Regions from separate parts of the Homo sapiens genome. Here region 1 is linked to region 2. The links are chromatin loops, found by intact Hi-C in ENCODE. Cell type or tissue: PC-9. All regions are shown on one strand. Region 1 overlaps AIFM2 (AIF family member 2). Region 2 overlaps LRRC20 (leucine rich repeat containing 20).

Region 1 (2,500 bases), 250 kb after region 2:
TGGTTTATGTTTTGAGAGTGGTGAGGAGTGTGGCCTTCTTGTAGAGCAGGGGACGAGACCCACCCAGCAAATGCTGGAAAGTGAGGTTCTCTTCCAGCGCTGTGGCCCCTACACTTCACTGCATGGGGCCCCAGCCCCCTCACTGTTTGCGGGAGGGTGAGGCACCTGTCCTGTGAAGGGCCCGCATGGCTGCCTCAGCCTCCTTTTGGTAACTGGCTGTGGAGTGCTGCCGTCACTGTCACTTTAGGCAGTGAGTGTAGCGAGCTGGCTTCTCTTTCTCTGGCTTTCCCCTTTGTCGTGGTGCACTTGGAGCGCTCGTCCTGCCTAGTTAGGATGGCACGGCTGGCACTCATAAGAGGCGCGTCTGAGATCTTCCATTAAACAGCTTTTCTGAGAACTTCTTGGGAAACAGCCTCGCTTCCCTCCAGGGGCTTCTTGGAACTTTTCTCCAGAGGGACCCCTCGGGGCCAGATGTCCAGATCAGCTTTGTGGGGCATAGAGTGGACTGAGGGAGGGGCATGGTGGGAAGACAGGGTGCAGCCATTGCCCAGTTGGGCCCCAGAGGTCCAGGCCCTCCCCAGGGTTAGCCTTGGCCTGGGGTCCAGGCTTGATGGGGTCCCTGTCCCCACCAGCCTCCTGGTCATGAACCCCCTTCTAGGTGAGCGGGTGAGCAATCTGGAGGAGCTGCCTCTCAATGAGTATCGAGAGTACATCAAAGTGCAGACGGACAAAGGCACAGAGGTGGCCACCAACCTGGTGATTCTCTGCACCGGCATCAAGATCAACAGCTCCGCCTACCGCAAAGCGTTTGGTGAGCAGGTGCCCAGCCGGGCTTCCCCTGTGCCTCCTTGCTCTCCAGTACCCTCTGAATGCCCTGCAGTGCTTGCCCCCAGGAGTCCACACCTTGCTGCCTTCCCCCTTTCTTCCCAACAGCTCAGACTTTAAATTCAGTGAGGGTCCACCCTTGCTGAGCTCTCCTCAGCTGTGACCATGGCTCGGCCCCAGGTGGCCAAGGTGACCAGAATCTTCTGAAATTAGGGCCGCCCCCTAGTGGTAAGAGATGGGAACAGGCGTCAGAGAGATGACAAAGGTTGGTGGTGTTTCTTTCCCCCTCACCTGAGGACAGAGGAAATTCAGGGTCAGGCCTTCCTCTCTTGGCAGGCGTGCTGCCGCCCCCAAACCCAGATCAAAACATTTGGTCTCTTGAGCTTGGATTGACTGGGGAGTGGGGTTGGTAACATGGCCTCGTTTCTTAAAGCTCAGTATTTGCGTATTTAGCTGGCTGGAGGTGGCAGAGGTGGACTGATGTGTGTTTAAGCCTCCATTTGTGAGCAGGAGACTCAGTGGCCAGGCCTGGTGGTTGCTTTGTGTCCTCAATTCCCTGTCATTTACTCCCAAATGCCCTTCCCTGACAAGGAGCTCCTGCCTTGTGTCCAGCAGGAAGTAATGATCCAATCCCAGGAAAAGGAAGCCAGTCCAGGCTGTGTGTAGCAGTGGGATTGAGGGCTTATAATGGACAGAGATCCCAGAATTTAATACCAAATTGTCCTAATGTTGTATTTTCAAATACAAGTTTTTAAAAGTCCCTTTAAAAAAGCAGTTTGCCATTTATTAAAGCTCTGCATTTATTTTTAATGCTTCAGTTTTGTTTTTTATTTTTATTTTTTGAGACAGAGTCTTGCTCTGTCATCCAGGCTGGAGTGCAGTGGCGTGATCTTGGCTCACTGCAACCTCCACCTCCTGGGTTCAAGCGACTCTTGTGCCTCAGCCTCCCGAATAGCTGGGATTACGGCTGTATGCCACTAAGCCCGGCTAATTTTTCTATTTTTAGTAGAGATGGGTTTCACCATATTGGTCAGACTGGTCTTGAGCTCCTGGCCTCAAGTGATCTGGCCGCCTCGGCCTCCCAAAGAGTTGGGATTACAGGCATGAGCCACCACACCTGGCCTGCATTTATTTTTAAAATCTCACTTACATTCAAAAGTCAATTCAAGACTCAGCTGATCATTGTAACTTGTTGAGAGTTATGTACATTTCTAAAAGGAGGCTTGTTGGTATTTTGACCCATTTCCACTCTGGCATCAGCAACCTTGCCTCTGCAGGAAGAGTTGTGAGGTAGAGACTTCAGGGGGGAATACATTAGGTGGGAGGGTGGCCTCTAGAGCAGGCACCTCCAGGGGGTGGTCATGCCTCAGGAGGGTGACCTGACCAGCACCTATTGACCAGTGTCTAGAGCTCGCCCTCTCCTCCTCCTGGTGGCCACTTAACACAGCAGCTCAGTGTCTTGGTTTCGGTGTCATTTCTTCTGGCAGAGAGCAGACTAGCCAGCAGTGGTGCTCTGAGAGTGAACGAGCACCTCCAGGTGGAGGGCCACAGCAACGTCTACGCCATTGGTGACTGTGCCGACGTGAGGACGCCCAAGATGGCCTATCTTGCCGGCCTCCACGCCAACATCGCCGTGGCCAACATCGTCAACTCTGTGAAGCAGCGGCCTCTCCAG
Region 2 (2,500 bases):
TAGTTTTGTTTTTTCGAGGTGGGGTCTTGGTATGTTGCCCAGGCTGGAGTGCAGTGCTGTTCACAGGCACAATCATTGCACACTGTAGCCTGGAACTCCTGGGCTCAAGAGATCCTCCTATTTCAGCTTCCAGAGTAGCTGGAACTACAAGTGCATGCCACCTGCCTGGCTCACATTTTTAATTTTGATGAAATTTAATTTATCGTTTTATCTTTTATACATGATACTTTTGGTATTGTATGTGAGAAGTCTTTGCCTAACCCAAGGTCAAGAAGATTTTCTCCTATCAGGATCATTTGGTTATTGGTTAAGCATGCAGATCCACGGACCCTATTCTAGAGCTTTAAAAGTTGAATCTCGCCGGGCGCGGTGGCTCGCGCCTGTAATCCCAGAACTTTGGGAGGCCGAGGTGGGTGGATCACGAGGTCAGGAGTCCGAGACCAGCCTGACCAACATGGTGAAACCCCGTCTCTGCTAAAAATACAAAAATTAGCTGGGCTTGGTGGCACACGCCTGTAATCCCAGCTACTCGGGAGGCGGAGGCAGGAGAATCTCTTGAACCTGGGAGGCGGAGGTTGCAGTGAGCTGAGATGGTGCCACTGCACTCCAGCCTGGGCGGCAGAGCAAGACTTCATCTCAAAAAAAAAAAAAAAAAAAAAAAAGTTGAATCTCAGAGAGGACCTGGTGATCTGAATTTTAACATGAACTGTGTCTGATTCTTCTTTGCCTTGAATTTTGAGAATCACTGGCTTACTGTTTGCAATTTGGAGCTTCCTGTCCTGATGGCTGCTGCGGGGTGGGGCAGGGGCATTGCCTGGCAGGGTTCTGGATGTGCATGTGGGAGATGATGAATAAATACGGACATGGATGTGATGTGCTCCTGGGGAGGGACCTGAGCAGCTAGGCTGGGAGCTGTGGAATCAAACAGGGAGACCAAGGCTAGCGCGAGGGGTGTGTCCACCTTTCGTCCCTCCCGGGCCCACCTGCGCTTTGGCTGAGCGCTTGCTTCTTTCTGTACTAGCCAGCAGATGGCGCCCTGTCACAGGCCAAGCCAAGGACCGGAAGCCGAGCCCAGGGACCTGGCCAGGCTGTTGCTGGGTGAGCTGTTGCTGGGTGTTCTGACCAAGGCTTCCACTCCCTTCTTGTGTTTATGTTCCTGTCCAACCCCTGCAGGGACCTGATGTTGCAACCCCTTTTCTGAACAAGAGTACTCAGGAAACACTTAATAGATACCCACTGAATCACAACATTTTCTTCGTTCAGAAATTGCCACTGGCTCCTCTTTCAAAAAACACACTTTGAGCAGCTGCTGTGTGTGCCCTGCCTGGAGGGCAATGCATGTGCCCGGGAGTGCCCAGTCTGGAGGGGAGGCAGACATCGCTCTAGCACACTCTTACACTGAAAGGGGGCTGCCAGGGACTGGAGTGGGAGCTGCTTTTCTGGCCTGGTGGGGTGGTGATCTTGGCCCTCACCAGGGCTTGTTGGCCTGTAGTTCCTGGCCCAGAGCTGAGGCCGGCATCTGGTAGGGGTGAGGGGAGTGTGTTTTGCTGTGATGTTTCCTGGCCTGGCGAGTCCTGAGGGTCAGCCTGGCACAGTCCAGCTCTGAGAGCATGGGGGAGGGACTGCGTTCTCACACAGCAGCTCCCAGATGGCTGGGGCTGCCTGGCTTTGTTTGCCACAAGGGCTGAGGCCTCAGATCTGCCATCCTTGGCTCTCTGCCTCTCGCAGGAAGCAGGTGGGAGTTTACCAGGGAGGAGAGGGGGCTGGAGGTCCCCACTGCAGGGTCTGTGCTGCTCTCCCAGGGGGACTGAGCTCCTCTGTAAGGAGACAGACCTTTCCCAACTCTGCCTCCTCTGTGGTGTGCTGTGTTGGGGGTTGACTTGGAGCCTTCTGCCTAGCATGCCACCTCTAGACTTGCTCTGTCTGGATTGGGGCTCCTGGGAGGCTAAGAAAGACCCTTCTCCCTCTTCTCCTGTGCCCCCTGGGGAGGGCTTTCTTCCCTTGAGGGCTCTGCACCTATTTGAAAGGAAGGCTTTGTATCCCTGGGTGGGCACTTCTCTGTCTTGACACCTTTGGTTTTTGAGCTGGATAATTCTTTGTTCTGGGGAGCTGTCCTGTGCTTGGTAAGATGTTTAGCAACATCCTAGCCTCTACCCACTTGAGGCAAGATGCCTTAGTTCATTCAGGCTTCCATAGCAAAATATGAACAGCAGAGATTTATTTCTCACAATTCTGGAGGCTGGGAAGTCCAAGATCAAGGCACTGGCAGGCTCAGTGTTTGGTGCAGGTCTGCTTCCTGGTTCATTAACAGATGTTTCTCACCATGTCCTCCGTGGGTGGGGGGCCAGGGAGAGACTTTTCTGGGGTTTCTTCCTTCCTCCCTTCCTCTCTCTTTTTCCTTCCTTCCTTCCTTGAGAGAATGTTCTGGGGTTTCTTCTCCCCTCCCCTCCCCTTCCCTCCCCTCCACCCTTCCCTCCCTTTGCCCAGGCTGGAGTGCAGT

The links. A loop is a pair of places that touch in the nucleus more often than their neighbours do. Peaks named below come from ENCODE experiments on the same cell type or tissue, not always from the same donor. Only the 100,000 strongest peaks of a DNase experiment are listed, where the experiment ranks them.
Region 1: it touches region 2 in a loop (12-fold over the local background); 13 of 110 quality-filtered maps call a loop at or near these places.

The regions. Positions count from the first base shown.
Region 1 is chr10:70,114,933-70,117,432 of GRCh38, reverse strand. It overlaps AIFM2 (AIF family member 2), which reads left to right. Exons shown (of 9, transcript NM_032797.6): 7 at 659-811; 8 at 2,313-2,500. Among named protein-coding and RNA genes, the nearest start is that of AIFM2, 17 kb to the left of the region's middle. In PC-9, CTCF peaks have their summits at 840 and 1,040 (motif pointing left); no DNase peak of the experiment used is centred here.
Region 2 is chr10:70,363,216-70,365,715 of GRCh38, reverse strand. The region is part of intron 2 of LRRC20 (leucine rich repeat containing 20); the gene reads left to right. Among named protein-coding and RNA genes, the nearest start is that of LRRC20, 18 kb to the left of the region's middle. In PC-9, CTCF peaks have their summits at 826 and 1,033 (motif pointing right); a DNase peak (open chromatin) is centred at 1,145; H3K4me3 peaks cover 470 bases; H3K27ac peaks cover 1,269 bases.